Regions from separate parts of the Mus musculus genome. Here region 2 is linked to region 1. A link is a loop called in an ENCODE intact Hi-C map of the cell type or tissue named here. Cell type or tissue: left cerebral cortex. All regions are shown on one strand. Links, peaks and the distances in the headings refer to the core of each region. The heading gives the core; the rest is flanking DNA. Region 1 overlaps Togaram2 (TOG array regulator of axonemal microtubules 2). Region 2 overlaps Pcare (photoreceptor cilium actin regulator).

What was found. Hi-C counts contacts between places; a loop is a spot of excess contacts. Peaks named below come from ENCODE experiments on the same cell type or tissue, not always from the same donor. Only the 100,000 strongest peaks of a DNase experiment are listed, where the experiment ranks them.
Region 2: a loop joins it to region 1, with 3 times the contacts of the local background. A loop is called at or near these places in 5 of 42 quality-filtered maps.

Annotation. Positions count from the first base shown.
Region 1 is chr17:71,683,901-71,700,224 of GRCm38, forward strand. It overlaps Togaram2 (TOG array regulator of axonemal microtubules 2), which reads left to right. Exons shown (of 20, transcript NM_177087.4): 2 at 1,154-1,292; 3 at 3,686-3,799; 4 at 5,249-5,536; 5 at 6,626-6,837; 6 at 7,546-7,736; 7 at 11,797-11,843; 8 at 13,933-14,096. The coding sequence starts at 1,265. Among named protein-coding and RNA genes, the nearest start is that of Togaram2, 19 kb to the left of the region's middle. In left cerebral cortex, for the core only: a CTCF peak has its summit at 10,067 (motif pointing right); DNase peaks (open chromatin) are centred at 7,197, 7,568, 8,422, 9,689 and 4 more places; H3K27ac peaks cover 1,760 bases.
Region 2 is chr17:71,734,311-71,750,634 of GRCm38, forward strand. It overlaps Pcare (photoreceptor cilium actin regulator), which reads right to left. Exons shown (of 2, transcript NM_146082.4): 1 at 14,745-16,324; 2 at 9,245-10,419. The coding sequence ends at 10,206. Among named protein-coding and RNA genes, the nearest start is that of Pcare, 10 kb to the right of the region's middle. In left cerebral cortex, for the core only: no CTCF peak of the experiment used is centred there; DNase peaks (open chromatin) are centred at 5,483, 5,857, 8,383 and 8,791; H3K27ac peaks cover 635 bases.

The DNA.
Region 1 (16,324 bases), core at 3,994-11,993:
GCCTGCCCCCCCCCCCCAATCTCTCTGGCTGAAGGATGGGGTGTTGTCTCTGTGAAATAGAGTCTTCCCTATTGCCTTGGAAGGAGCACCTCATCTCTCACAGGCCTTCCTGGCTGCTGCCATCACCATGTGGTTCAGTCCTCCTCAGAGTAGTCACTGAGGAAAATTCTGGGACAAAGGACCCAACTGGCTTGAGGTGGTGCTAAGCAGGCAGACAGGGCTGGGTCAGGGCTGGGTCTCATTCAACCTGTTGGGCCAGACTTTGCTGGGCACTCCCCTGTCTTCTGGGGCCAGGCAGGGCTTGTGGCAGGCTGGTTTCCAGGCAGAAGGAAGGTTTCTCAGTTCCTGAGCTAAGTTTTGTTGCTCAACTAAAGGGAGCTGGCACAGTGCCCTTGCCTGTACCCAGACAGCATCTGGAGGGAGGCACACCGGGAGGCTCAATCAACTCTGCCGCTAAGCTGGTCTGGTTATCCCCAGACTCCGCCTGTCACCCTCTCTCAAGAAGAAATGCATAAAGCTGTGTGGAGTTTCCGAGCCTGCAGTGAGGCTCCCTTGTCAAAGGAGAAGTGAAACTCAGTGAAGGGCAAGAGCTGATGGCTGACCCCAAAGGCTTGAGGGGGAGAGGGGAGAAAGGCTCAGAGTGAATAAGCTGAGGTAAACAAATGGCAAGGTGGCCAAGACGGAGAGGTGTGGCTTGTTCAGTCAGATGAGAATAAGTGCCAAGGTCTTCATGCAGGTGCAGACAGGCCTAAGCTGAGAGCAGCCAGTATTGAGGCAACCCTGCCGACACCCCAAGCTTTAGCTGAGGGTCAGTGTCCATCACAGACTCCAGGCAGCTCTGCAAAGGGCTTTGGAAGAAAATAGAAAGCACTGGAAAGAGTGATAGGATTTTACCTTCCTCGAGGCTTGAAGATGTCATGTCCAAGTAACATCGGGTGACAGGTTGATCAGGCTCCATTGAGACTCCTCCTAGTGAACTCTTTTCTTTGGGACTCAGGATCTTGGGCATTTCTGAGAGAGGGCAAAGGTCAGGAAAGACAGGAGGGCATCCTGGGCCTGGCACTGATCTCTTTACCTCAGCCAGGCTTTAGTTCCAGTGGATCGCACAGAGGGTTTAAAAGTGTTTTTTGTTTTTTGTTTTGTTTGCACATAGGGCCCTGGATGTCACAGACCAGCATCCTTTGGACCCCTGAGGCCTGCACTCAGGGCCCAGGGACAACCGCTACCTCCAGGCAACCTGGTGGGCACCTTCCCCACCTGGGGCATGGACACCCGTGACGATGTCACTCTAGGTAGGGGGACCTTGATGGGCTGTGGAACTTCCTCAGATAGTCCAGGGGTCACGCTCCTCTGGGGAGATGCAGCCAGGTGGTGGCTGACCACAGGCTGATACTGGGTTTCCTGATTTCAATTGTCTTGACTGCAAGGCTCCCTGGTCTTCTGGGAGTGTGGGGTGCCCTGGGGACTCTGGATGGCTTTGTGTCTGCTCTGAGACAAGGTAGGTTGGTTCCTTGAAGGGTTAATACAATCTTGTGGTTGTGAGTGTGTGGGTGGCAGGGTCCAGGCACTCCTGTTTCTGGTGGAAACAGATTTCCCCATCCCCCAGATGAAATGGATGATTGTCAAGTGCAGAGTTGCTGTTAAACTCAGATAGGCCCAGATGTAGCAGGTATGTGCAGGGGACTTTGGTAAAGAAGGTAGTGGCTGGGAGATATGTTCTTCTTAGGCAGTATACTGCAAAATATGAAAACAACTTGGTAATTAATAACTTAATCAGCCGGGCGTGGTGGCACACACCTTTAATCCCAGCACTTGGGAGGGAGAGGCAGGTATATTTCTGAGTTCGAGGCCAGTCTGGTCTACAGAGTGAGTTCCAGGACAGCCAGGGCTACACAGAGAAACCCTGTCTCAAAAAACCAAAAACCAAACCAAACCAAACCAAACCAAAACAAAACAAAAAAAACCCAAAACAAAAAAACAACAATAACAAAACAACAACAACAACAAAAAACCCCCAAAAACCAAAAAACCTTAATCAGTTCTAGCCTGGCCTCAGAGTCTAGTGGTGAACAGAGAAAGGCTGAAAGCCTAAGAAAAATCTAGGGATAGGACGAAGGTATTTTATGAACTCCAGTGCAGTCCAAGTAGTTTGTTTTACAAGTATGAAATTGAATCCCAGAGAGGGTAGTTTATTTCCTCAAGGTCACACAGCAATAGAAACAAGAACAACCAAAACACCCAAGTCCTGCTCTGGTGTGTGTGTGTGTGTGTGTGTGTGTGTGTGTGTGTGTGTGTGTGTGTGTGTGTGTAGGAGGGTGACTGAATGTCCCCCTGTAGGTGGGCTTACCTGCTGATAGGTTCAGCCCTTATGTGGTTCTGAGCTGTGCTTGGGAGGGTCTGGGCCTGAGACTATGGTGGACTGACATTTGTTAAGTGCAGAGGGAGAGGACTCGGGCCTGTGGGGCCAAAGACAGGGGAAGGCTTCCCTTTTTTTAAAATTTTTTCATATTTTTTTATAGTCTTTCTTTTCCCTCGACTCCTCCCAGATCTTCCTACTTCTCTACCCACCCAACTCCATGATATCTCTTTCTCAAAACAAATGATAAAAATAAACACACAAAAAACTCAAGACAAAAAAAAATATATCCAAATGTAACCAAATGAGACCAAGAGCCCACAGCAAAACTAACTAACAAACTGCGGGAGGAGCTTGGTTAGTATTGGTTGGCCACTGCCCTGACATGGAGCCTGCCTGGATTGCAGCTGATGTATCTAAAGTTGCTCCACTGGAGAAAACGGACTTCCCCTTTCCTCGCAGGCATCATTTGCAGGTAGTAGTAGCTTTGATGAGGGCCCATCCCTAGCCATCTCTCTTTTCTTTCCCTGGTTTCTGCTCTGCTTTCTCCCCTACTGGGAAGCCTTCTCCTCTCTGCCCCTGACCCAGGGCTTTCTGTGCTGTTGCTTATTCTTCATCATCTACCTGTCACTGTGTCACTGGCTCCTAGGCTCCTCCAAGAGAGGTCCAGGGCAGTCAGTGTGTACAGACCACAATCCCGGCACAGTACTGGGGCTAGGAAATGAAGGGAGCCGTTTGCTAAACCAGGGAGGCAGTGGAGCGAAGACTAGAGATTAGTGCTTGAGGCCTTCGGGGAAGAGGCAGGTAGTGGATGATGCTCTGAGGCAGGCCTTCACTAAGGCAAAGGCAGTTATCTGTAATGGGTGCCAGAGAGTGGCCCAGGAAGAACACCGAGAACCACTGTGACAGAAGCCAGGGCTGTGATCAGCAGGGACCAGTTTTACTGGCTGCCGGAGGAAGAGACTCCAAAGGAGGCTGAAAAAGGCCTAACTAGGGGGCTTGACCCAAAGCTGGAGGGTGGTAGAAAGCAGACAGAGAGGGAGAAATAAGGCAGAGAGGAAGAAAACAGAGAAGGAGGAGGCAGGCAGAGAGGGAGGAAGCAGGCAGAATGAGGGATGTTAGCAAAGGCTGAAGCTGGTAGGATTTGTGGGATTCTTTGAAGTTACTACCCATCTGGAACCCCTCTCAGGGGACCAGGCTCTGGTGTGAGGACTGAGTTCTTGTAGCAGAGAGATGGTCGTGGGGTATGGTTACGCCTGCTTTTCTTTTATACTCTGGTTTGACCCTAGAGGGCTTTAAGGTACCCTTTTCCTCTGATTCTGTCCCCAGCCAAAGTTCCGGCTCCAGTGGCTGTGTACTGTGGGAGTGTCCCTCGGACTAGTGTTGGGCTCCGAGCGCCCCCACCTGGAGGCATCGACTCCAGTCTTCTTGCTCACGATGAAGGTGAGGACCTGGCCCAGCGACTTGGTTTCTCCAAATTGCTCTGGTGACCCCTCTGAGGTATTTGACATGGGCCAGGAGAGGAGGATCCCTTAGAAACTACCCAGTCAAGGCCACTGGCCACATTGCTGGAAGCCAGGCCAGAGGAGGAAATGATGGTGTCTGGATGTTTGGACATTCTCCATCTGTGGCAGGTGTCTTTGTATCATGGACGTTTAAGATGCTTCTAGAGATTATTATCAGGACGTTTGAGGAAGCAGAGTTTCAGAGTTCAATGAAAATCATACTCAACTACATGATAAGTTTGAGGCTAACCTGGGTTACATGAGACTCTGTATAAAAGAAAAAAATTAAAAGCTGGAAATTATATACTTGTGAGAATTTAAATATGACAGAAATTTTATATATCAATTTTTATGTGAGTGGAGTGATGTCTACTTTTTTTTACTTTCTTTTTTTAAAAAAGATTTCTTTATTATTATACATAAGTACACTGTAGCTAACTTCAGACACACCAGAAAAGGGCGTCAGATCTCATTACGGGTCGTTGTGAGCCACCATGTGGTTGCTGGGATTTGAACTCAGGACCTTCCGAAGAGCAGTCAGTGCTCTTACCCACTGAGCCATCTCACCAGCCCGATGTCTACTTTTAAGAATGATTTTAAGTAGAGTAGCAAAGCAAAGAAAAACTAAACCAACCAAACACCAAACCTCCCCAAATCTCTGAAACCAAAACCTTAAACAAAAAGTAGGAACAAACAAACAAAAATATCGCTTGGGTCTCCTCAGGGATTGAGGGTGGTAGAGGGAGCCTCCAGAGATGGGAAAGAGGTCCTCTCAGTATGGATTAGCCCTCTATGAACCTGGAACCTCTCAAACTCCAGCAAGACGAGGCCAGCCTCCCTGGGGGCCTGCGTCTTGACCTCGGGAAGGCACCAGACATGAGTAGCAAGAGGGGGAGTCACAAGCATGGCGGCCCTGCTCTGGTGTTTGTCCTGACTTCACTTAGCACCTCTGTCACCTTCTGCTCCTGGACTCTGCTCTGGTGTCTAGCTATCGGATGTCTAGGGCAGGGCTCAGCCTCTTTGCTCTGCATGGAGGCTTCCACGACTCTGCAGGTGTGTGTTCTCTCAGGCTGTGGCTGTCCCGGGAGTTTGGCTGTCCCGGGATTGTATGCCAGCTACAGCGGAACCTCTGCAGGATGAGCATCAGGTCTTAGGACTTCTGTCGAGGGATTCTGAGGAGAGAGACAATGTGGTTGAGCTTTTAAAGCCCCCTGCCCACAATTTCCCTCACGTTTCCAGGTTCTAGGACTCTTCTGGGCCCAGAAGTTCACCCAGCCCTTCACAACAACAGCTGAACATTTTGCTTTCTTGCTTTGGGCACATCTTGTATTTACCTTGAGCCTATTAGCTTTGGCCGAAAAGCCACTTGTGTGTGTATCTCTCTCAGCCTCTTTGCAGCCAGTGTCAAGTGTACTGCCAAGCAGTGAGAAGCCATCACAGCTCTCAAGGGAACATGAGGACCAGAGTAGTCTCATGCTGAATGCTCCTCTGAAAGGCTGGCAGGCCAGGAATGGCTACCCCAGGGGCCTTGGAGTTCTGCCCTTGGGGCACCACCTGGGGGCAGCTATTCCCTCCCTGGAATCAGAGGCCAGCAGTGTGGCCCGGGACACGATCCAGATTAAGGACAAACTCAAGAAGAGACGGCTCTCAGAAGGCATGGCGGCATCTTCTCAAGGTGAGTCACGACCCAGCCACCACCCACTCTGAGATCAAGCACGCCAGGCCATCCAGGCTATGAGGGTCAGCAGGTGTTTGAGGTTTTGGGGGTCCATTGGGGCTGGTCAGTGGGTTTCTGCTGAGGTGGGTGCTGTTGTGGGATATGAGGTAGCATTGAGGATGAAATCTAGCAGAAATGATGGAGAGGGGGCGTGTGTCTTTTAGGCTAGCTTAGGGGTGTCAAGGCAAGTCTCCCCCGTATCAGAAGAAATTGATTAGCCGCTGCCTCTGCCTGGCAGCAGATTGGCATTCTGTGGATGCACACAGAAGGACTGGGCTTTACCAGGAACACGGCTGACTTTTCTCTGGAGTATATTCCTTGAGTTGTCGCGTATTCCTCGAATATATTATTACTTTCACATCTCTGACCAGCACACGGAGCAGAAACATCTGCAGAGGAGAAGATCTACACTGGTTCACTGTTTCACTGTGCATGGTGGGGCAGGCAGGCAAGCAGGGTGGGGGAACTCCGTTCGTGGAAGTGGGTTCATGAGGCTGAGGCTGGTCCTGTCAGGAAGCTGAACACAAGGTTGGACCCAGAGTCTGGGCTGTGACTTCAAAGGTCTATCCCCAGTGACCGACCTACTTCCTCCCTCCTCCAGCTGGGTCTCATCTCCTGATGGCTCCACGGTTGCTCCAAATAGCACAGCCAGCTGGGAGAGAGTGCTCCAAATGGTCTGAGGAGGGACATTTTCCATCTGAAGTTAGGGATGAGAAGGGTGGTATGCCGTCTATCCAGGGCCAGCTGTGCCTTCTCTTAGCTCTCTCTTAGCCCAACACTGCTCTTGTCTTTCCACCTGTACCATCTTTGACTTTGATTTGCATTTCTACCATGTTTTATGGAAATGAAAAGGGACCCGCAAAACCCGCTGCTTAGCTAGTGATCTGGTGGATGTTGGGTGCCAGGCTGGAGGGAGCCCAGCTCTTTCCCCTCCCCCTCCATCATCCCTTCTTCTCCCAGGATGTGAGGCCTAGGTTAGTACAGCAATCACCCTCAGCTCTCCGTGCTCCAGGTACTAACTTCTTCCCCCATCTTACCCCTGCTCAGCCTCTCTGGATCCGGTGGGAGGCCCCAGAGGGGTTCCTCTGCGGAGCACAATCCCCCGCACCACCTCACAGAGGCTCCTGAGGGTACCCAGGCCGATGCCTCCCATCCAGAGCATTCCCACCACCCCTGAGGCCAACAGTGCTAAGGAGAAGGACCTGGACCCTCCTGGAGGCAGACAGGATCTCCAGGACCCGGGAGCCAGTGCCCAGGAGGTAAGGCAGCTCTGTGGCTCCCCATTCCTTTATCAACTCTTGTCCCTGTGCCCCGGCTAAATGTCTCTAGACAGTCCTCAAGACCAGGGTGGCATTGAGACCCTCATTTCACGTCTCCCTGTAGCGTTCCAGCTGTTACATCTGGCCTGAGAGTGGTGTGTGTGTGTGTGTGTGTGTGTGTGTGTGTGTGTGGTTGCCTGAGAGGTATGGGGGCTACAATCCTTTCTGTCCTGGAGTTGGTGGACCCAGGCTTTCTTTGGTGTTCATGTTTTGGGATTTTTCCCGGTCTTCTGCTCATCTCTTGCTTAATGCCAGCTTGTTGGCATGGAGGAAGGCGTTGGCATCGCCTTCCCAGAGCTGTTTTGTACATCTGTAAAAGCAGAGCTTTGAATTGGGGGTTTTAGAGGGTCCCTTCCAGCTCTACACAGTCAAAGATTTTTCTGAAATGAGAAGATTAAAAAAAAATTAAAATCCAAAAAATAATTAAAGCGACGGAAAAGCTTGCCAGTCTTCCTACCTGGAGTGGTTGGGAAGGGGTGACCTTCCCAGAGGGGTTGGAGTGGGGCTAAGAGACCGAAAAGGGAAACAAGAGGACATTTCCCAGCATCCTCTCACCAGCTGCCAGGAGATGCTTTGTGCGAGGTTACCAGGAGCAGAAAGTACAGTGTGAGTCATGCTTCCAAGGACCAGGCTCCCTCCCCCTCACAGGTGCAGATTTCCAGGCAATACTTACACTGCGCTGATGAGAAGATGCACAAGTCTTTAGGAGGCCTCGTGATCCCACCCATTCCGAAGGCCCGGATGCCCACAGGGACCTCTTCCTGCAGGCCTGGCTCCTTGCCCAGCCCCCTGTGTCCAAGCCAGGATGTGCTTATGGGACCAAAGGCCCCACATACGCGGTAAGCGGCCTACTTAAAAATCTCAAGTCTGTTTGTGGTCATCTCTCCTGTAACTTGTCTTGCCCCCCACCCCCCTTCCCTTGGGCTCCTCACTGCTGAGTCACCGTGGCTGGCACAGTCTTGAGGCACCAGGTTTGGAAAGGGTAAAAATCCCCTCTTGTGAATGGCAGACATGCGGAGACCACAGCATTGTTGTTGCGGCTCCTCTGATCCTGGACTCTGGCTGGCTCTGAAGGCATTCATGACCAGTAATGTGGGCAGTAACTTGTTTTCTAGTTTCTCAATGTCTACAGTTGCCATAGTGATGAATAAAATACACATTGTTTTAGGGCATGGTCAAGCCCATGGTGGCTCTCTCTTATTTTGTATTTTCTTAACTGACAGATACTGAAACCACCACTATTATCATGTATAATGTGTGTATAATGTATATAGTGTGTGGTCATGTGTGTGTATGTTTGCATATACATATGTGTGGGTATATGGGTTTTTCATAAAATGTTTGGACTTCAAAAGGCTCTTCATACCCAGAAACAGTTGGGGCAGAGGCTCTAGGTTATCATGAATCTGCTCGTAAAGAAGACAGGCAGAGCCTTCTAGACGGCTATCAGCATCCAGTGGCCAGCCCAGACTGATACCCCAATTGGGTATGTAAGAATTCCTAGGCACATGCCTGTGAGTGTACATCTGTAATCATGTTTGTGTCTGTGTGTGCATTTGTATACACACATGTGAGTGTCTGGGAATGTATGTGAGTGGGCGTTCAGCCACTATAGGTCTGCCTTTCCCGGTGCGGCGTATGAGTGTACATTTCTGTTGCTATGATAAAACACCACACAGGGTCAAACAAGTTATGGAAGAATTTACACGGACAGAGAGTTCTGGAGGGTAAGAGCCCACGGTGGTGGGGCAACATCAGGCATCATAGCACAGGATGCCGAGAGCTTACATCTTGACCCTCAGAGCGAGAATACCGGGAATAGCTTGAGGCTTTTTAAATCCCAGAGCCCACCTGCAAATGGCATAACTCCTGTGGGCAAGGCCACACTATTCAAACATTGCCACTACCACCCCCCACCCCATCCCCGCCCAAGACTCTGGGGCACGTTTGTCACTTAAATCACCACCTATGGTTGTCACATCCTCCTCCTGCATTTCTTTGGCCTGATCTTCCAAAGTCTTCCATTTCTCTCTGGCTTTCCGAGATCTCCTGTTTCCTGGGCTGCCTTCTCTGGTCACAGCCATGTCTCTATCTTTGTCTGGGCCCTGCTAGACTGTGGGACCATGTCCCTGCACTTGTTCCTGGATGGGAGCTCTCTTCCATCCTCACCTTCACACTCACCTCTGCACTGGCCTTCCTTACCACGGGACGCTTCTCCTGGCACACAGCTTCTCTCCCTCTCTCTGTAGCATTAGTGACAGAGTCTTCGATCTCTGTCCAATGCCTCTCATGACCTTTGTGGCTGTGGCTAGGGTTGACATTTTTCTCCTCTTTCTCTTGGTTTTATACCCATGTCTTGATCTTCCAGGCACTCTCCTACATGCCTTTCATCTGTTGCTCAAATCTGCCCATCCTCAAAATTCCTGGTTTTTTTTTTTTTCTTTCTTTTTTCCTGGAGTCTTTCCTCGTGGCTATGATCTCCAGGGTCATTGGGCTCTGGGTGACTTTGCCATGGCCTGACCTCCCCCTGGAGACCCACACTCTCCCTGGGACTTCTGGTTTTTCATGGCTTGCTGGTCAGCATTAGAGGAAGTATGATGGAAGGGAATGCATGTTACCATGGCAACACGAGGCACCTCCTGCTTCCCCAAACTGCCCTTTGATGGAGGAGCTGCCCTTTGCCTACTTCAGCAGCCTGGCTCTGGCTTCATGTGCTTCTGGTGCCTCACTGAGTGTCCCTCCCCATGCTGTCCTTGCAATAACAAGGCACACAGAAGCTCCCATCTGTTTCTTGTCCCCGCCGCTGCCTCCCACGCTGCCTCCCATGTTACACTCACAGCTGCCTCTTTTTCTTCTTTTTTCTTTTTTTCGAGACAGGGTTTCTCTGTGTAGCCCTGGCTGTCCTGGAACTCACTCTGTAGAGGAGGCTTGCCTTGAACTCAGAAATCCACCTGCCTCTGACTCCCAAGTGCTGGGATCTAAGGCGTGTGCCACCACTGCCCGGCTTCACAGCTGCTTCTTAACTTCACCCAGACAGCCACCCGATCTGCCTTATCCAGCCCCTTGCTGTTCAGCCTCCCCTTTCTGAGTCCCGTCCTCAGGCAACCCTTCAGTGGTCTTTGGCTTTCTTCTGCCTTTTGCTGCCAGCAGCCTGCTTGGTTTGACCTCCAGGGGGCAGCCTTCCTCCTCCTGTGCTGTCTGTAGGCCTCCGGCGGACTCCTTTGTGGGTGTGCTGGTTCCTGAGCTAGAGCCCCATTTCCTCCGTGGCACTTTTCTGTCCTGCACATCAATAAGGTCCTTCCACCTCGGCCTCACCTGGCTTTCATGGCTGGGGAGGACAGGAAGGGGTCACCTCTGCTTGTCCACATGGCAGAGACTGCCTGTCCACCCCTACCTCCCTTCCATTGTTTCATTGATTTAATTAATAAATCTTGGCTATTTAAATTGATTTTGTTTCTTTTTTTTTAAATGTCTGTTCATTTTATTTTTCTTGTCTTGTTTAAAACCTCATTCTATTCTTTAACTTGCACTTTATAGGTCAGGGGCCATATCTCAAAAACCTGTGATGCTAAGCTAGGGGCCTGGCAGGAATTAATCACATAGGACACACCCGCCTTAGCTCTCCATCTGCAATTTGGCTCTCTCTTCCCCACCTCTGTAAGGCTGTCTAGAAAATAGGTGGAAAATTCCCCCTATTGCCACTTCACTCTTTCATCTGCCTAATCATTTATTCACTTAAAAAAAAAAAAACTACTGAGCACCAACTATCTGCTGGGTGCTTTGGAAACCAGGGTGAATACATTTTGGGGGGATGAGAGAGATTTGAGGGTAAACCATTGAGCCTAAGCTCAGTAAGATTGGAGGTGAGATAGAAGGCCTCACCAGTCTCTCGGGAAGCCCAATAGAAAAGCGCCTCAATGAGGCTGGGCTGATTTCTTAGGGGGAATTTTGAAGGAGGGACAGCACAAAATGGAGGACAGAGACACTCAGGGAGGAATGATAGAGGCCTTTAGGAAGCTACAAAGAGTCTGCTTGTGAGACTGGCTCAGTATGAGGGGCCTTGAGTCCTCACCCGATCCCCATCTTAAAGCTCTTAGGTGTGGGGATGAGACAAGCTCTGATGTTAGAAGCCTACTGTGGGACTGGGGAGGTGACATGCAGGGAAAGTGTGCAGTGCACGCACAAGACCTGGGTCCCTAGGACCACCTGAGAGCTGGTGGCCACCAGGATCCACCTCTGCCCCCAGTGTGTGAGAGGGGCAGATGAGATCCTCAGAGCAAGCTGGGTCACCACGTTAGCTGAAACAGCAAACTGTGGGCTCAGTGAGAGAGACTGACTGTCTCAAAACGTAGCGGAGAGATGGAGGGAGACCCTCAGCGTTCACCTTGGGCAACCCCCCCCCCACATGCACGCACTCGCAGGTGCCTCTCGACAAACACCAACCCAGCCAGGAACGGGACAGCATCTGCATCCATTTTTTAAAAAGTGTGGGGAGCAGTGGGGGAGGCAAGGTGGCTAAGCAGCTGGCACACTTGCCATGCAGCGTGGGCCAAGGCAAGGGTTGTAGCTGGAGCTGTGGGGAGAAAGCAAGCTTTCCCATCAGCTATGCTACAGTCAGAGACATGAGTCTAACTTAAGACAGCAGCTTTCATGTGGACGCTGTGACCTAGGGAATAGATGTTTGCAGAGCCAGGGAATTGCCTAGCCCTGGTCACGGATTCCCAGGTTGGCCTGGCTGATAATCAATCAACCCAGTCTTGGTGTCAGGAGCTCTATGTCCTGCCACTCTGACAGGAAATGAGCCCATCTCTGTCCATCACACCATCTCCCACCTTGGAGCAACCCCGGGCTTCTGGCCCTGGTGTCTCTCACAGTTGTTTTCTCTCTCTTACTTTTAAGATTGACTTGTGAGAATGGGCCTCTGGAAAAGACCCCTAAATCTCCGGGTACGTATTCCCCTGAGGACTCATCTTGTTCCCTTTTCTGTGCCTCCGTGTTCTGGGTTATGGAATTAGGCCAGGGGAGACCTGAGGGCCCTCAGGCCAGGCCTCTCATTTCACAGATCAGCGGGAAAGCTGAAGTCATCACACTTTAGGGTGGTAATAAGCCTGTGCCAGGAACCAGGAAGGCAACGGTACTTATCGGCACCGGCTCTGCTGAGCGCCAGGATGCACACCAATTCACGTATCACATGACCATCCTGACGAGGGGGGATGAACAGGTCACCCAGGCTGAGTAGTTTGATCCAGGCTACCTTGAGGCTCAGCGACTTCTCTTGGAGACTGTTAAGTAGCTCGGCTAGACCTGCGTTCAGGGCTGCCCTGTGGCAGAGTGGGCCTGACACAGCAAGTGGCAGTTTCTTGCTCTGTGTAAAGCGCATAGAGATACCCTCACCGGACAGAGTGAGACCTTAAACCATTGCTCAAAAGCCTCAGCAGTTGCTCTCAGCAGATTCAAAGGTCAGGGGAGCAGGGCCAACCAGAGAGTGGATGTGTGGCAGGGGGGAGGGCAGTTTTCTAGAAGGAGGAGGGAGAAGGGAGGGGGATGGATGTGGAAGGTCATCCCTTCTGGGCTGATCATCTGCTGCTGGGGCGAGATTGTGGATGGAGGGAAGCTGCACTGTGGCTGGAGAGTGTTTAGGGGGCAGGCAAGGAGGGCACAGTCTGTGAGGGGCACTCTGAGCTCAGGCCGCACAGAGCTTCTGCTCAGCTGACTGGAGGGAGGGTGACTGGCTCCCTGGCAGGTCCCTGACTAATCAGGTCAGCAAGTGAGGTGGCTGGCAGAGTGGCAGGTTGTTGCCCTGGAGGCTCTGAGCTGGGCCTGAGAGGCAAGCCTGGCAGCTACACCTTGAAGGCAGGCACCTCTCCTGTCTCCCCGGCTCAGTCGTGTGGAGTGTGCCTGGGGTGCCTGAGGTGATACACGTGAGACCTCGAATGTCCTTATGTGCTAGCCCTCAGATGGCTGGCATGGCAGTTTGGTCCAGGAGACCATGTCATCATCAGGTGTCCATAAACAGGGACAGCCTGCTCAGACAAGGCTTTCTCGGTGTCTCTTGGGGGTGTGGGTAAGAACTTGGATATATGAAAATTCTTAGAGCACAGTTTGTCGCTGGCTGTCAGCTGGGGTGACACTGCTCAATAGTAACCAGAAGGGCTGCCATGCTGTCTTTCGTCTTGTGGCACTCTCACAAACCTCACCCTGAGCACTTGGCCCCTGAACATCTGTGCCTCCTCCCACATCTTTGACCTCTTAACCCTTCCTCACTCTGCCACAAGCAGAAGGACCCCTCATGAAGAAATGGTGACCACTCAAAATGTCCTTTCCATCCTGGGCATCCCTAGGTGGCAGCCCCAATTTCAATGAACCCCTGGTGAGCCAGCTCTTTTGAGGTGGTGAATGCCCACGTTTAAGGGCAGGAGGAAATTAGGGGACTCATTCTGTCTGTACCTTTAAATCCACCGATTGGGAAAATACAGGGTGATGGAGAGCTGCTATGGAGTTGATGTTGTTTGGAGAAGAAGATTGCTGGGCCTCAGTTTCTCCATCTGTGAAATGAGAGGATTTAGACTAATGTTCAAAAACTCTCAGGCCCCTTCTGGTTCTGCTGGAGTGGTATAAACGTTTGGCAAGGATTATTTAATTTGATTGATTTTCCACTCTCTGTCCACTTGAATAAAATGTGCAGTTATTGTTTTCTGAATAAGTGAATGAATGAATGAATAAATGAATGAGTGAATGAGTGAGTGAATGAATGAGTGAATGAATGAGTGAATGAACGAGTGAGTAAATGAATGAATGAGTGAATGAATGAGTGAGTGAATGAATGAATGAGTGAATGAATGAGTGAGTGGTTGGAGTATGGCGTGGTCCTAGACCTCCCTGGCAATGCTAACTTCCCCCTTAGGAAAGTGTGGGCAAGAAGGACTGAAGATTGAGGGCTTGTACTCTAAAACCCATCGGGCACAGGGTCAGGGACCCACTGATAGCCCACAGTGCCACTGTCTTCAGCTCTGTCCCTGCTCTTGACTTCTCCAGCGTCAAAGCCTTTGGTTCCAGTTGTCAAGGCCAAGTCTGCTGAAGCCCCCGAAACGTCCCTGGCTTCGTCACAGTCTACCTTTACTCTGACAGCATTCTCCAGTCATGCCAAAGAAACCCGCTCCCTGGAGAACGAAGAAGACCAGAAGGAGTCCAGCACCAAGGTACCAGGGAAGCAGGAGGAGGAAGAAGCTGAGGTCCAACTGGCTGGATACAAGCACGCTTCTAAAATCTGCTGTGCGGCAGCTGGCCAGCCAGCTGGTGGGGAATGAGGCAGAGCCAAGAATGACCAAGGCTGCTTCTCCAAGTACTTAAGGCCAGGACCTATGGACAGTTTGGGGAGGAGGGCTGCAGAGATGGAGAGAGTCAAGAAGGAAGCTGAGGTTGAGTGTGGGGACCAGGAACAAGGAGGATGGCAGATGGAAGGAGGGGGGAAGGACAGAAGAAGGTGACACGTGGGCTGGAGGGAGCAGGATGCTGGGAAGAGGCTTAGCTGAACCAGGCTGAGTAATTTGAACTGACCCCCAAGATAGCAGCCAAGAGGCAGCTGACTCAGAGGCTGATGGGCCAAAGCTGTTCTTGACAGGCTGACAAATACCTTGCACTGGAAAGGTGACCTTCGGGAGGTGGCTTCTCTTGCCCGATTGAGATGAGTGTAGTCACACATTGTTATGGGATCCCTGTGTTCTGTCTTTGAAATGGGCATGGCAGCTTAGCTCTGAGGCAGAGACGGGAGGTCTGCCCTGAGCGAGTGCTGTGTCACAGACACAGATGCCTCGCTGACAGCATGACAGCCAGTCTCTAAGAAGGGCAGCCGTGAAAATTCTATGTGTGATATGACTTTATCTTACAGCCTGCCTCAGCCACTCACTCCACAGGCATTCCGCAGGCCCGGACGCTACACGTTGTTTTGTCCCAACCGTGTTACCCCAACTCCACGGTCCCGCTTGCTTGTTCCCTACCGGCTCCTGTTCTGGCTCTGGCATTAGCCTTTGGCTGTTTCCACGTATCACGGCACTCTCCTGGAACCCAGGGCACTCCCAGCAGCCCAGTGACTCTCCTAGCAGTCTCAGTCCTCAGCACCCCTCTGAGGTCCCAAATGTCACATCTCAGTCCTCCTCTGCCTTGCACTGAGTTTGAAAATTCAGCTTCTGACATGTCCCGTCTGAACTTTCCAGCTAGGGATACAAGTGAGAAAGGAGGTGTTCCGGGCATTCATTAAGGCCAGTTCATCTCCTCCCTCCTTTGTCACCCCTCCATCTCCCTGACCTGTAGACACCGAGGACCCCAGGGCTCAGTCCTCTGGTTTCTGGGCGACATAATCATCGCAGAAAGTGTGCTCTGCTCCATGACACAAACTGCTGTGTCCAAAGTACTGCAGGCTAAAGACTGTCAAAGTCCTCACCGCATCACCCCCGTACCTTCAGCATCTCTACTTAAATATCTAATTAGGTTCTGAGTCTACCATGCCTAGAACTCCTACCTTGGCATCTGTCACTCACAAGGTCTCTACCCAGTGAATGGCAACTCTTAGCCACTCAGGCAGAAAATCCTAGTTCCACTTTTGGCTTCTCTTCCCCTCTCTCTATCTCTTTCCTTATTTTGTGTATCAGCAGAACCAACTCTACTTGCAAACAGCTTTTGTGTTCCACTTTCCCCACGCTCTCCCTTTACCCTGGTCCACCCCATCCCATTCTTGCACAGATGTCCCATTATTCCCTAATGGCTTTCCATGTTCTTGATTCTCTCCACACAATGGAAGTCAAAGTGTTCTATGGTTGTTGATAACATCATTGGTGGAGGTTGCATAAAGGGGCTTCTCATTCCATTTTTAAAAAAAGATTTATTTATTTATTATATGTAAATATACTGTAGCTGTCTTCAGACACACCAGAAGAGGGTGTCAGATCTCATTATGGGTGGTTGTGAGCCACCATGTGGTTGCTGGGATTTGAACTCAGGACCTCTGGAAGAGCAGTCAGTGCTCTTAACTGTTGAGGCATCTCTCCAGCCCTTATAACTTCTTAAGAATGTCAATCAATTTAAAGATAAAATGTTATGAAAATACAATCTTTGGAGAAACTGTTCTCCCGAGTGGAAGAGTTGGATCCTGTCATGCCTCTGCTAAAGACTTTAAATGGTCTCTTACATCCTTGCGAAAAGCTAGAACCCCTTGTTCCTGGCCTTAAAAGTCAGCATAAAATGGATCCTGTCAGTTCCTGACTTGCTTTAACTCAGTGCTCCCTACTTCCTCAGGGCACACCCCAGCTTCAGAGACTTTGCAGTCAGTCACTCTTCTGCTAAAACGTTTCTCTCTTCAAAACGATGTGGCCTGTTGCCTGTCTTCATTTGTGTCTCCACTAAATTTCATGCTGAGGGGAGTCACTTATCT
Region 2 (16,324 bases), core at 3,984-11,983, 50 kb after region 1:
CACGCACATGTGGTAGTGTGGTGGGGTGTAGTCTCCTCTCCCCCAGCCTGAAACCTGCTTGCTCAGGGGTGGAGCTTCCCGCTCAATCGTTCTGCCATGCCCACTGCTGGAACCTGCTGCTTTGCTGTTCGGAGCCACACATGTGTTCACCCTGCTACTGGACCCTGAGACCAGTTGGCGGGAATCGGGTTCTCTCCCCCTTCCTTTATAACTGAATGTCGGAACTAGTAAAATTGAGCTTTGAACAGGATGAACTTGTCTTGGCTCCGTTTCTTCTTTCTCCCCGTCTAGTTCCTCCCTTAGCTTGAGTGGCCATCTCAGTCGAACCGTTCGTTGCGAGCTGCTGGCCGGCCGCAACAGTGGGGTATATGTGATAATAATATCCACCTGCACGGAGCTGCTATGAAGATGAATGAGGTAATTCTTACAAACTGTTTAGCACAAGTCACAGAACTGTGGCTGTGACGTTATGGGGGGCGGTCAGTGTTTTGGAGACCCTATTGATGTGGATCACTTGCAGTGTTGGGGTCATGGAGCCTGTGAGGGTTTAGGTCAACAAACGGTCTGTTTTGTCTTCTCTGCTGGGAAGTAGGTCCTACTCACCTTTGGGGTTCTGTCATTTCTGCCCCTTTGTCCTTGCTTGACAGGCCCTTGGCCTCTTTCACTCCCACCCCTTCTACTGGGAAACGGATAAGGAGACCTGGACAAGGCCTTCCTCCTTGCTGGGTCTCTCCTAGCTCCTTGGGGGCTTGCAGCTGGAAGCAGACATGTATGGCAGGCAGAGCACTCTCCAGCTGACTGAGTTCCATCTGAAGGCACAGTGCAGGGGAGGATAGCTCTCTCGCTCTCTCTGCTCTCCTTGTGAGCCAAGGAAGGCTGGAGAACAAGGCTGCCTGATAATCAAATGCCTGCCATGTGCTCTGTCACTCTTCTTGATGTCCCTGAAGGAAAAGGTTACTTTTCTCCTTCCCTGGGGGAACTGGGACCCAGGGGTGCAGTGAGTGACCTCGGCCAGTGTAGTTCTCAGGGAGTCTGGTCAAGTACAGACTCGATCAGATCAAGCCCTAACACAGTAGCTAGAAAGTAGGTGGAGTTTCATGTGTGTCTGGGTCTGCACTCTACTGAACTGGACCTATCCGGGTCCTCTACACCTTTAAGATAGTTCTTTCCCCAGGCTAGCCCAAAGGACTGTTGAAATTCCATAGGTTCCTGGAGTTACTCTGATCCCGGAGACTTTCTATCAAAACCTCAAATCAGAGAGAGCCTTTAGGTATTTGAGTCAGGGTCTCTTTCTCCCTGACCCAGGGCTCACTGAGAATAAGGCTATGCTGGCTGCCAATGAAGCCCTTGGGACCCAATTGTCTCTGCCTCTCTAGTTCTGGGGGTTACAGGTACAAATTACTGTGTCCAGCTTCTTTGTGTGGGTTCTGGAGGCTGAACTCAGGTCTTCATATTTGCACAGAAAACACCTTCCCATCTGAGCCATCCTCTCAGCCCAGAACCAGCCCAGACAGGACCTCTGCCATCTTCTTAATACTCTGATTGCTAAGTTTCCAGGCAAGCCCACGTCCAAGTGGTCAGAATTTTCTAAACTAGAATCTCTAAAGCATGATTGATGAAAAGCTCTGGGGAGGGGGAAGGAAAGAGGAAGCTGGGATGGCCGCTTGGTCAATCTCACTGTAGAGCTGGTTCTGGGGGAGGGGCCCTGGACCCTGCAGAGTAGCAGGCAGCCAGACTGATGAGACCTAAGAGGAGGCAGGTTGGAGGAGGTGCTGTTGTTAGCTGGGCTTCAGGGTGCTCACTGCTCACCCAGTGGGTGTTTCTGAGTCAGGACCATGTGGAGAATGTGTTTGGTCATTATTCCTGGGCTTATTCAGGGGGCGGTCTGGTGTCTGATTTCCTGTCAACCTGGTGTTCCGTTGAAGAAGGCTGTGACATCTGAAGGGTTTGGTTTGTTTTAATCATGGCTTTATAATTACCTCCTTGTGGGTTGACAGCTGTTATTAGCATCACCTTGGGCTCTCCTTGAGGAGTTTTACATGCAGAAAGTGATCCAGCACTCCGGAACAGATATCAGAAGCCCGGAACCAAACAATAGTTTTAAAGAGGCAACGGGTTTTGTAAACACAGTCAATTCTGTCCCTTTCAAAGGAACGGGGGTGGGGTGGGAGTGGGGCTAGCTAGATAAATAATTTCATGAAGGGCCTGCATTTTTCTTTTTCTGTTTAATCTGTCATCTTTTACCATTTGAGGGTATAGTGCCATTCCCTGAAGGGGACATGCAGCAGCAGCTGCTGGGGACTGTCATATTGTCACCTGGCAGCCACTCTGTGGTCATGGCAGTAAGGGCGAGCAAGGATTTGGGAAAGACTCCCATTCATTTAATGCTAGGAGCAGTTCGTGTTTGGAGAGAGAAGAGGGGACTAGTTGGGTCCACAGTGGGGATTATTGTTTAAAATTCTACCCAGGTCAGTGTAAGAGGAATGCATGAAATTATGGCAGAGCTGTGGTTGGATATGAAAATTAGCTTTCTATTTGTAAAGGGATCCCACTCCCCAAGAAGGCTGTGCTGTCTCCTTTAAGAAGGAGCCCCACCCTGGGGCCATCTAGAATATTGGTTCTCAACCTGTGGATTGAGACCTTGTGGGTATCAAACAACCCTTTTAACAGGGTTCCATCAGAAAACTGAGTTATTTACTTTGTGATTCATAACAGAAGCAAAATTACAGTTATGAAGTAATAACAAAATAATTTTATGCCAGAGGGGGTCACCACAATATGAGGAATATTAAAGGGTCACAGCAATAAGAAGGTGGAATTGTGGCAGGTGCGTTGGGAAGGAAGCTGGTTTAGAATTCCTGCCACTAGCCACTGACACATCTTTGGCCAGCTCTCAACATCACTTTTTATTCATTTTTATAAGAGGTGAGGAAGAAATACTTTGCTCATAATCTGGCAGGACGTAAGTTTAATGAAACAATGTAGGTAATTGTATTTTGGAAAGGGAGATTATTGCACACAGAGAAAATATAATCCTTGTCAGGACTTTCCTCCTTCCAGCCGCTGTATCAGAGCTGCCGTTTAGGGGCCAAAGTAATTGCTGACCATCTATCTGACTGACAGATCACCCCAAGACTCTGCCTGAGATAAATGAGCATCAGGAACTTAATTTCTCCCACGTCTGGTACATTTGACACATAGACTTCGGGTTGTAAGCAAAATGTTGTGAGACTGTGATAGGCAGCCTATTTTGGTTGAATGGGGCTTGCTCCGGCGACCCAGTAGAGAACTCTACAAGGGACGGAAAAGCAAGCCACGTTCCCAGAGTCAGGTGCCTGACACCACAGAGCCCCCAACTCCATAATTCTGCGACTATCAGTCATGCAGACAATATCCCAAGCTCCTGGCATTCTGGCTAGACTCCACCCCTACAGTTACCTGACAATAGCCAGGTATGCTCCTCCCCACAGTTACCTGGCAACAGCAAAATAGCCCAGCCCGCTATAAAAGGGGCTGCTTGGCCCCTCCTTGATCTCTTTAAGCTTTCACCTTCCTTACTCTCATCTCTAGCCCTACTTCTCTCCCCCCACCCCACGTGGCCATAGCTGGCCTCTCTCCCTCTTTCTACCTTCTCTCTTTCTCTCTGTCTTTCTACAATAAAGCTCTAAAACCACAGACTGTCTCTGCTCATCAAGGCCTGCGATGCTTGAACGATGGGATAGGCTTTCCCCTAAGAGCTGTGTCTAACTTCTCGCTGGAAGGCCTTCCTGTGCTCCAGCCACAGACGGAACCAAGGACTCTCGCCTAAGTGGGAACCACGCAGCATCTCCTTCTCCCCCTGCCCTCTCCTCCCTTCAGCTCCGGGGCTAACCGAGCCACCCCCGGAGCCCTCATTCTGTTCTCAGCTTTTCCGTGGTGTCCAGTGGTATCTGGGATGTCCGAAACTGGGAACCTAGTGCCTAGGACTGCCCCTTGTCCACCACCCACTGAATTGGGGTTTGTGACTTCATACAGCCAGACACCCACCCAGGGCCATATAGAAAGAGTGTGTGGCAGTCCTTCCGAGTCTGCCAGCCCAGAGCACAAAAACTCTGGCAGGACTCGGGTTTTCTCCCACTCCCCTCTTTCCCCCATACCCACTGCCCCGCAAAATGTTTTAATCTTTTATTTTCACATTGAAAGACATGGAAACTTTCAAATAACCCAGTCAATTCTTACAGAGTTTGACTACTGATTTTCCTCTTTCCCCTCCCTTCCTTCTTCCCTTCTTCTCTCCTTCCCTCCTTACCCCTCTCGCCCTCTTTTTAGACAAAGTCTTGCTATATAGCCTAGGGTGTCTTGACATTTGTATATGTATGTGTATATGTATGCAAACTTGACATTCATACCTTCCTCACCCTCCCTCTCCACTGCTGAGATTGACTTGGGCTACGAGGCCCAGCATTCTGATAGCCATTCTTCACTTTCTTTATGGGTCAGTGTGAAGATCTGGAATTGAGGAAATGATATTGAGTTCTTTATCAGAATTGTAAAATAAAGACAGGCAGAATTGCATATTCAAGACACACACACACACACACACACACACATACACACACACACACACAGAATGGGGGGGGGGAATCTCTAAGACGGCTCAAAAAGGTGATTTAGACAGGTGTGCCTGCCCCCTAATCCCAGTCACCAGGAGCCATCTTGGTTTCCAAGAGTGAGCCACACTTCTGCCACCCCTCCCTCTTCTCTAATTTTACTCTAATTCTTGGTCAGTGCCCCCGGCCCTCCCCCATACAACATGTGGCTGTCCCTTAGTTAACTAAGGCCTGCCAGTGCCATTACAGCTAACGTCTGATGCTGATTCAAGCAACAGGCTTGTAGGCTGTCTGGGATGTCAGCATTTGGAACCCTGGTTGTCAGATCAGTAGAGAGAGCTACTATTATCCATTGCAGGGCCCACATGTAACCCTCAGAGTGACTTTCTGAAGTCCACAAGTGTAATCAAGCCAGCAGAGTCCGAGTTCTCCATAAAATTGAATTAGGGGAGCTGAGTGAATTAACTGTTTGTGCCTCCTCATGTGCAATGCATCTTTAATTACATTTCATAAAAACGTCTGGATGGATTGATGGGATTTTATTTAAGCTTTAGGTAGACACAGGATGAAAACGGTAGTGCAATATACCATGTTCTGTTAATACAGGCTCAGAACTCATTTACTTTATGGTGGTTCAACAAAATCTTTTGATGTGGGGCTACTTAAAAATATATTACCTTTGCAAAGATTTCCTTTGGAAGACAGAGTAGGTACTCAACAGCCTGTGCGCGGTCGACCAGATGACCAATTGACAACCATGTCAACACGCATAATTTACTGTACCAGCTCCCTGGGTACATGCAAAACACTGGTTTATTTTAGAAGAAAGAATACATTTCTAAAATCTCTTTTCATTCACACGGTAGGATTTATGAATCATGCCTTGTTGAACATCAGCTCTTTGCAATGGAAGGGGTGGGGATTTCTTTGTTCCATCTGCTGTGCATTCCTATCCATTTGGATTATTTGAGGTTCTGGACTGGGGTGTGGCAGAAGGAAGGAAAATAGATGTAGCGTATAGTAAACAACAGCACAGTCCACAGAGAGGTTATATTTCATCGTGAGGATTGTATTTATACTTGCGAAACGCTATCACTGCTCTGTCAGGATACTATATTTGCACTATTTTTCTCTCCCTTCATGATGTTTTTGATGGAAATAAAAGATTGTGTTTTCCCCTCGGGGCATAGCTGTTTGCTGTTTTACTAAATGTGTTGGGCAAAAGCTGGGTCGATACCTCCCTCCTTATAGCTCCGAGGTTGCCATGGGGATGGAGACTGTATCTGCGCTGCCAGAGGCAAGTTAGCCCAACTAAGACTATGGGTGTGATGCACCCCACGGATCTGTGGAGACACCTCCTTGTCTGGTATGAAGAATGGCAGATTAGATGGTATTCCTTGCTGGTTTCTAACTCTACCATGGAGAAGTACATTGATGAGTGCTTGATGGGTTGGGCTCATTGGTTTATTAATAAACAAAAATTGCTATCTTCTCTCTTGAGCAAAAGAAGTGGGTTTGGCCCCAGAGAGGGCAAGGCTCTTTGACGGAGTGGGTAAGCATAGGTAAAAGATTCTGAAAACCAGTGTGATTGAACCTGCCCCTTCATGTTACCAGTAATGTTCTCCCTACGGCAGGACCAGAAACATGGCTTTTGGGGAAGGCCTGGTCTCCAGGAGGGATACACCTGAGTTGATACTTTAAGGCTTGCAGCTTGAAGTGAGTTTAATTTCTTTTGTTTGGCGTTTAGCTCACAGGTAACATAAGCTAGGTGAAGCTGGTGACCAAGCCTTCACTTCTAAGCGCCTGCTCTGGTGTCTGTCAGCTCATCATGTCTGACCTCCAAACTTCATTGCATCTCTTGTTCCCAGCTCCTTAGCTTTGGCAACTCTCTCCTGATGTGCTCTGGTAGAAGATACCTCAGAATTTCCATAGCCTGTGGGCCACAGGGCCATAAGAGCACTTGGTCATTGCTTCCTGGGTCTTCTAGTGGCAGTTGGGGGCCTCACATTATATCACATGTAAGGGCATATGGCAACCCCTCAAGGCTCTCAGTACATGATAACTCTTCTAGAGGGGTGAGAAGCAGCTGTGTGTGGCTGACAGAGTACATAAACGCTGCTGTTCACTGTCTTGCTGACAGCATAGTATGTGAGGAGGAAGGCCTAATCTCTGGGAGGCCCCTAGCATGCACCATCATGGGGCCTGGCATAAGTTCATCCACGGCTCTTCCACGGAGTGGTCTAGGGTGCTGACCCACTAGGAGGTAGCACATCCTCTGGTTTCAGGCTGGTTGCCGTTAGCTTTCACAAGTGCAGTAGAGGCTCTCAGCCGCTAATGTACTCAACCTAACCTGAACTGCCACAGTTGGGCCTTTAGATGAGGGAGGCCTGGGTTGGTGATCTGCCTTCCTCTGGGGTTATCTGGTTCTTCTTTGCATCTGGGTTCCAGAAACTACAACTTTTTAAATGCCCTCTTCTGTTGCATCCACCGCACCCCAGTGTAGTGAGCGAGAGGTCTGCAAGCTCACAGATAAGCAGACTGTTAGACACTCGGGCTTTTTATTTCAATGGAAGAAACGGACACCTGTTCCATTTGGAAGGCTGGAGTAGATGTCGTTTGATAACTGGGAGATCTTTTGCTCATCCATGGAGTCTCATCTAAATCCCCCAAATACTGAGCATTGCTTATCAGTCAATAGAAACCATTCTAGTGCAAACAAGTACCGGGTTCTATTAAAGAGATTGTACTTTGCAAAGGAGTTTTGATTTAGCACAACTAAAGCTTTATTGTGATAATTGTCATAAGGAAACTTTTTTTTTTTCAAGTTTTACTGTAAAAAAAATTAAACTACTTGCCATCAGACTCCAGAAGTTTGGCTCAGTGCTGGCTAACGAATTTGAGCTGAACTACATTTCCTTCTTACCTCACCTGGATCATTTCTCTGCTGTCAGGGTCCCCTACATCCCAATTTCATCTACTCTGCTTCTGTGTAATCCCAACAGCTGGGGCTCTGCCTTATTTCATTAGAACCCCAGAAATCTACTTCTAAACCCATGGTTCTCAACCTTCCTAATGCTGTGACCCTTTCATATAGTTCCTTAGGTTGCAGTGACCCCCCAACCATAAAATTATTTCAGCTACTGCATAACTGTAATTTTGCTATTGTTATGAATCATAATGTAAATATGATATGCAGGATATCTGACATGTGATCCTCCAAAGGAATTGGGACCTAGACGTTGAGAACTGATGCTCTAAACCCTAGAACAAGTCAAGAGATACTTGCCAATCAGTGGTCCCTGAAGTCAGTGACATTGGGTAAGCTCTCAAACGCCACTTGCAATGCTTGCTTCTGCTTGCCCTGATGTGCTGGGCTTGCCCTGATGTGCTGGGCTTGTCCTGCTGTCCTAGGCTTGCCCTGCTGTGTTGGGCTTGCCCAGTCTTGCCTGCTTGTTCCTCAAGCTGCTTGCCAGCCATTTTGGGTGCCATCCAGATTGAAGCCAGCACATTTTAGACTCCAACCCAGAACTACACCCCATGACTCAGGTACTGCTCCGAAGTCAACACAACAACCCTGACAAATACGAGCCTGAATACAGGGGTGAGCATGGCACCTCTTGGTCATTTATTTAGTCAATGGTGACTCTGGTGTCATTGAAGAGATCAGCCCTGCCACTCTCATTTTAATAACATGATAATTCATGTGAGATTCATCTAGTTAGAGTTACAAGTCTGTCCCTGGGGTGAGAACAAGAGGTAGCTGGAGGCTCCAGGACCCAGTATAACATGTGCTCGAGGCCACAATCTATTTTAACTACAGCAAGAAGGAGGAGGAGGAGGGGGGAGGAAAGGGGAAGAAGAAGAAGAAGAAGAAGAAGAAGAAGAAGAAGAAGAAGAAGAAGAAGAAGAAGAAGAAGAAGAAGAAGAAGAAGAGAAGGAGGAGGAGGAAGGGAAAGGGGAGGAAGGGGAAAGGAGGAAGGGGGAAGTGAGGAGGAGGAGGAGGAGGAGGAAGAAGAAGAGGAGGAGGAGGAGGAGGAGGAGGAGACAATTAGAGGTCTATGATCTTCTCAACTTAAAACGTCAGCTTTGCAGCAGATCTGCTAAGTTCAGCCTCTTTAGCTGTACCCGTGGGTGAGAATTCTTGTCTTTTGACAACCCACTGAGCAGGCATTGAATCACCCAATTACTGCAAATTCTTTTCTAAATAGAAAGTACTCCACAGCTCCCGATGGAAAAATTCCAGGATCCGCAGCAAGTATCTAGCTGTTTGGCAGAAGTGGGGTTTGGGGCATGACCCATGCTTCTTTGCTTTGCTTCCAGCTCCAGCAGAACTTCTCTGCAGATGACCTGGGAATAAACTCGGCAAGAAGCAGCTTTGGGAAGCCAGGCAAGTGAGCCTGCATCCTTCCCTTCCCACCTCTGGAGCTTCAGCCCTGACCCCGTGTAAAGAACAGGCCTCTTGCTGTGGAGGCTTGGTTGTGCTCATGCAGTTCAAGAAGCCTGCAAGTGCTTAGCCCAGCCAGAGAATTTGATACACTCTGAGGCCAAGGGAGGAGAGGCTGCAAGGAGGAGCTGGAAATGTGAGGAGGGGGTGCAGGGGTGGTTTGGAGGGGCTAGATGTTCTAACTCCCCTCATTTTCTCATGACAGGAGCAATTAGCTTCTAAATAAAGCTTTTAATTGAGACTTCAACACTGTGTTACCGCTTGTCCTAGTTACTCTTCTCCTTGATGGGACACAGTATCCTGACAAAATCAGCTTGAGGGAGGAAGGCTTTGTCTTGGCTCTCCGGTTGGGGGATGCAGTCCATCAATGCTGTGGCAGGAGTTGAAGGCTGCTGGTCACATTGTATCCCCACTCAGGAAGCAGGAAGAAATGAATGCTGCTGACTTCCTCTTTCTGCAGTTCAGGACCCTCTCCCCTCCGTGGAATGGTGCCAGTTACAGTGGGGTAGGTCTTCCTATCTCAATGAACTCAATCTAGGAAATCCCTCACAGACACGACCGAACATTAGCCATCATACCATTTAACCTTAAATGCAAAAGGCTTCTCTTTATTCTCTTTATGCTTATGCCACAGGCAGGTACAGTGATGGAATAGTCTAAGGCAATAGAACATAATGAAGAACGCAGAGTCTAAGGCCAGCCACATCTGTACCCGGTTTTGCTCCATTCTCACATCTGTCTGAAACCCCAGCACAACTCTGGGGGGGGGGCCCTCCCCCGACACATTTGGGTTTCTTATCTGTAAAACGGGAGGACACTATTTCACACACTGTTGTGGTTTAAATGACGCACGATAACCAATGGTTATCTTGTAAGACACATGGCCCTCTAAGCATGAATATATTATCCCTCTAATTAAGGCCAGCACTCGGAAAGATAAAGGGTATCATTGTGGGGTCTAAAGTTTCCATTAACATTGAAACCCAAGGCAAAGCAGGATCTGTAAGTGAATCCAGCTGCTGTTTGAGATTTTGAAAACCCTTTGGTAGGGGTGTCTTCAAGATCCTTCCAAGTCAACCGCAGCTCGAGTTGGTTTGTCTACCACCCATGGTGCAGTGTGAACACGTCACTAGTACTTCATGTGTTCTAGGGTAACCCCCACTAGCCACGAGTCAAGATATTTCCTTGTGCTGGGGCTGTGACTCTGGCTGGGGTCTGTCCTGGCCGCGGTTCATTCGGGCTTCTGGCTGCAGCCCATGGCCCAGCACACAGAGCTCCAAAGGAGATGCCCGCTTGGTGCTACTACCCTGCAGTTCTGGGACTCTGGAGTTGTTCCAAGGTGGGAGTTCTTGCTTGGGGTTCTCCTCACTGCTGCTGCTGCTGCTGCTGCCAAAAGAAAGTACAAGGACAGGTCAGACACTCCTCCACTCTTTCTCCTGGTTCCTTTCCTGTACCTCGCTCTCCTCTGCCCATCTCTTCCCTCCACATCCCTCTTACATCTAGCTTAGGGTTGGACTTGGGTATCAGGCCTCTGCCTTTCCATATCACACTTGGAAGGCCAGATTGTCGGTTCTGCATGCCTGTCTGGTTAGACGTGGTAGGAGCCAGTTCCCTGAACTTCCAAGGCAGGCTGATTCCTGCTCCCCCCCTCTAGGCTTGGAATCCTGTGACTCTGAACTGAGCCTGAGAGGACTGGGCCTTTTGTTTTGTTTTGTTTTGTTTTTCTAAAGCACGTCTTGCTTAATAAAGAGCTAGGCTTAGTTGCTTGAATTGAAAACAATAACAGCAAGGGAAAAAAATATCTTCCCTGCTCAGCACAGCTGCCATTCCTTTTCTGAATAGAATCAAATAGAAATGGCTTTGAGTAGTCTCACCCAGTGTTTGGCTAGACTAGAGCTTCCCTACCCCTGAGTGGCCTGACTAAGGGTATGAACGGGGAAGGAACCCTCACAGAACCCCAACTCTGATTGGCTATGCTTTGGGAGACTGGGGTGTGATTATGACAAGCATGGAACAAGCCTAGGTAGGCAGGACTAACTCTAAAAGCCACAAGGGCTGCTGGCAATGGGGAGGATGGAGTCTGGCTGCCTGGGTTGAAATCTTGCCTCTTCCTCTTGTCATCTGTGTGCCTTGTTGCATGTGAATTAACCACTGAGTCTGAGTTTTCCCTTTGTAAACTGGAAATCATAACAGTGCCAAGCTCTCCGGGGCCCATAGGTGCCAGTGCTGAGTGAAAGGGAAAATTGTGTGCACAACTCCCTGTACACACTCAGTGGATAACGGGGAGCTGTCTCTATGGTGCTGCTTTACAGGAAGTCGCATCAGAAGGGGGGTTCTATGGACCACACATCATACAGTTTTGGTACCCAAGGCTCAGAGAACTGGGCCTTGGCTAGAGAGCTCTTAGTCACTTCCAGAGCAAGATGAAAGCTCTGCCTACCTGTACAGTCCTGTGACATTCTGCCTGTGACAACATGCTCCTGTGTGCTTACCCCGCACATGGGCGTCAAACCAGTGGACAAGCCTGTGTTTGGATGTGAACAGCATCAGAGTGGGGGGAGTAGAGTGTGGTCAGGGTGGCGCACATTCATTTATTTCAAGAACAAGAAGCCCGCTGGGCCTTCGAGCCACTGTCACAGAGCACACAGTGATCTCTAGTCCTCAGCTGTCTCTTCACTCTTTTCCCCGAACCCTTGGGAAGTAGGACATATACCCAGGTTGTACTTCTTCCATGCCCTAGACTTTGTTCTCCATGTTCCAGGGGCTGGAAGGGAGGGGGAGAGATGTACTACCCTGTGAAGGCTGACACGGTGGCACGAAAGTTTGATTTAAAATCTCTCTCCCAGCCTCACCCGATTTCCATTGTCTGCGTGAAGCTGAGGCCAGGAGCCTGATAATTTACAGGCTGTCACTCTCTGGCTGTGGTTCAGTCTCTTTCTGGAACTGTTAACACAGACTGTCTACCTGCTGTCTTGCTGGCCACTGGGCAGCCCGAGCCAAGCACCCCGTGGGACTCACACAGTGCTCCAGCCTAACCAGTTCCGGCCAGGCAATGATGAGAAGCATCGAGTGTAGGGGAGAAAGTCTAGCAGCTTCTGGAGTGTTTATAGGACTCCAATACTTCGAGACTAGAGATGCAGTCTCACCTGGGGGTGGGGGTGGGGGTGGGGGTGGGTTGGCATATACACAAAGAGTCAAAGCCCAGTGGTTGAACTTTCTGGAGATACCTCCAAGGGCTGACTCCTAGGGCCCCTGAGCAGTAGGATACAAACATAATTCTTTTTCTACAAAATAGGCTTGTGTCTAGCATGGAGTGACAGAAGGGAGGAAGTCAATGACAACTCTAGGGCATTGGAGTCTGTCTGCTTGACTCAGCTGCAAGACAATGCACATGACAGTGTATCCTTGCAAGCACCAGGTTTGGAAGCACTCTCTGTCTCTCTGGCACCAACTTGTGTGGTCTTGGGGCAGGCAGCCATACCTAAGCCCCTGGTACCGTTTATTCATACGCAGGATGGCGGACAGTGATCCTTGTTTTCTGTAGAGAGGCAAAGGCTTGGCTTACTGTGGATGGGCTTCTGCCTCACACGCAAAACGCACGCCTCGGTGTAGGGTGGTTGGTGGGAGACCGGCATTTCCCCTTCATGGGTTCAGACTTTGTAGTCGCACCCAAAGGGACAGGGATGAGAGCAAGTGATAACGTGACTTTCTAATTGACCTTGGTGGACTCTTCTTTCAAGTCACAAGTATGACGCCTTCACACACACACACACACACACACACACACACACACACACACACACACACACACACACTCACACACTCACACACACACACACACTCACACACACTCACACACACACTCACACACACACTCACACACTCACACAGTATTGCGATTCAGAACATGAAACAGTCTTTTAGGCTGTTCTATTTGGAGGAGAAGCCTGGGAGAAGGGCATTATTTTCTTCTTGAGCGATTTTACGCTCCTGCTGTTTTAAACGTTAGTGTTTTTAATTAATGCTTTTTATTGTTCCTATACTCTCAAGATCTCCTCCTGAAGGGTACGGTTTTAGAAATCTAATATCAGAGTAAGTAGTGTTTATCGAGGTTCTTAGAAAGAAAAGAGCAGAGTTATGCTAAGATTCTTACAAAAATAATCAATATTTCATTTCTTTCAAGTGGCTGGGGAAGGTTATAGAACTATTACCATGCACAACTTTCCCGAGATACTATCTTTATTTAAAATTGACTGCTGAGTACTTTGTAAAAAAAAGAAAGAAAGAAAGAAAGAAAGAAATTATCATTTATGCCTGGATACATTGTGAAACCCGTGATGCATATCACCCAGGCAGAAATTAGCTGCCGGTTGACACGGCTGAGAGCAATACAGACAGCAAACGCTGGCGTCGGAGTATTGTCTGATCTGATATCAAGTGCCCTGATAGAGTGTGTCTCTAATAGACCTCCGCTTAACATGCCCCCACTCCCACCCCTGCCTATTCTGTAACACAGTCCATCAAGCATAGGAGTGCTTTCAGCTCATGGGATGGTTCTTCTGCCTCCTTGACCCCACAGCTCTGTGCAGGTTGGGCCAATAGCCTGTATCAACCTGTCCCTGCTGGGAAAGGCACACTGGGCATTCAGTCTGCCTGGGGCAGGAAGGGCAGCCCATCCTCTGGATGCTGGTACTCACGAATGCCCCTACTCTACAGATGTCTGAAGCTGGTGGAGACGTGCAGCCAAGTCCTCGGGGGTCAGGGGACCCTCTCCACTATTTCTATTCCTGTCTTTAGGACCAGCCGTTCTTAAGATGTGGGCCCTGGGTATCTCAGAGACACTTCTAGGTGGGGGGAAGCTTAAGGTGCAACCAATTTTTCTCATAATTCAAAGGTGTTCCTAGTCCATGTTCTTAGGAATGTCGTTAGGGTAGTTTTGAATCAATGGGTGAGTAGTATGTACTATAGAAGATCTGAGAATTCAGCTGTCTTTTCTACTAAGCCAGATAACACCAACAGGTCTACAAAATGCAAGATGAAAATACTCCTTTCATCAACTCTCTCTCTCTCTCTCTCTCTCTCTCTCTCCCTCTCCCTCTCCCTCTCCCTCTCCCTCTCCCTCTCTCTGTCTCTCTCTCTGTCTCTCTGTCTCTCTCTCTCTCTCTCTCTCTCTCTCTCTCTCTCTCTTTCTCTCCTTTTAATGAATATGTATTTTTGTCCTGCCATGGTGACTCATGACTGTAATCCCAGAACTCAGGAGGCTGAGGCAGGAGGATTGTGAGTTTAATACCAGTTCCCCCTCCCCCCAGGAATGTATTATTTTTGGGAGTATAAAATGGACTTTAAAAAATATTTCTCAGTTTAAACTTCTAATAAAAATAGTAGGTATAACCCACATATATAATAGCTACTGGGTTCTCAATCATTTTTAAGAGTTTAAAAGATTCTGACGATTAGAGAACCTCCCAGCCCAGGGGAATCGACAACACAGGCTAGCTGTTATGTTCAGGCAGGCTGTGAGCCAGCCGCTGGGGCAGGGTCATCCATCAGGTGAAACCCGTGGTCAGCAACGACCCCTGGCTGTTCTCCACACTTTATCCCCTACTGCCTCTTCCTTTGGAACACGGTTTGAAATCTATTAAACCAGACAGTCCACAGAGCCCACTCCCTCTGCCTACACCCTCTGGACAGTGGTGTGAGGCACCGTTTACCTGTTTTGGCAGGAATGGAATTCCCAGTCTGAGCGGGACTGCTGAAGCTGGTCGCCCTGCTGGCGCTGGCGGTCTGAAGCTGTCCTTCTGACAAAAGGCAGGGGGTTGAGGGCATTCAGCACCGTTCTCTTCTGTGAGTCTGCCCTCAGTCGCTGCCCCGAGCTGCCCCTCCAGCCTCCTGTTGGGGTCCTCAAAAGGCCCCCAGGTTCTGGCAGCATCTGTGGATGGGATGTTGAGGATGAAGATTTAGCTTCAAAGAGAGAAGTGGCGGCTGGATAGAATATGGAACACGTGTTCCTGGATGCTTTGGCTGTGGTAGCCTCACTGTCCTCAGAGTGAATTGAGTCCTTGGACCCCCGTGATGGAGACACTGAGGGGGATGAACAGGAGGCAGAGGAGGGGGTGTTTGTTTCTGTCCGTCGGACAGGAGGGCTCCCTGGGGCTGGGTTGGACTGCGGGTGCTGGCATGGTGGGGAAGTAGTTTTCCTTGTGGCTGGTGGGCTCAGGGTCCTGGGGCTCAGAGGAGGGCTGGGGGAGCTGAGGACAGCAGGGAGGCCCGGCTGGGATGGTCCATGACTGGAGGGCAGGCTCTGCAGCCTCCTGTCCCCTTGGGATGCCCACTGTGCTCTTTGGGGAGAGGCCTTTCTGACTCGTGGAAGGCTTCTCTCTGGACCCTTTCTGGACGCTTCTGAAGAGTGTGGGTCTCGTGAAAACCTGGCCAGGCTGGGCTCCAACGTCCTGCTTTGCCCAGGTGTAGGGTTGGTGTGGTGCCAGGGAATCGCCTTCTGGTGCTGCTTGGAGAAGCCTGCTATAGTCTCTGCTCGGGCCTGAATCTGAGCCCTGCTCTTTGCCTCTGAGCTTGGGCTAGCTGTTTGCTTAGAGTTCAGGTCCAAGGTCAACTTTCTGGAATCGCCCACAATCCTGGTGCTCCCGGATCTAGTGCTGTGTAGCCTCGGGGAGCTGCCACTGCCTTTGCTGGGGAGCAAGTCCATGGGGCTCATGGAGGCTTTCAGCCTAGGGGAAACCCATGTTCTTTTTGGATGGCTAGCCTCTTGAAGACCTGGTAATAGGGTCTCTTCCAGGGAGCTCCCTGCTGGCTGGCTACATTCTGGACACTCCAGAGCAGCGAAGGATTTGTCCATCAGGACTTCCAGAGGTGGTGGTGGGAGGTTCTCTAGGTCCTCCTCCACGTCACCGCTAATGTCTTCACTCTCAGACACTTCAGCTAGAGGAAGGGAGGGAAAGGGTGCAGAAGGCCTCCAGCCTGCTGCTGGAGAAATCTGGGGCTTAGAATACAGGGGGGCTAGCCCCCTGTAAATAGGAAATCTGGGAGGCATGGCAGGAACCCCCCATTTCCTGAGGCAGGGGCTTGACCCCAAGTTCCTACAGTTCCTCGGCATCCTCAGGCTCTCAGTAGGACTGAACGTCTCAATAAGCGTCTTAACCGATGGTCTGGTGGGACAGGCCCTGATGTCCCGTTCGTTGTCCCTGGGAGCCCTACCGCTCTTCTTGCCACAAAAGATGGCATTTGGCAGCTTTTCAGCCTTCCCCTGGCAGGGCTGCTCACCGTCAAAGCAGGG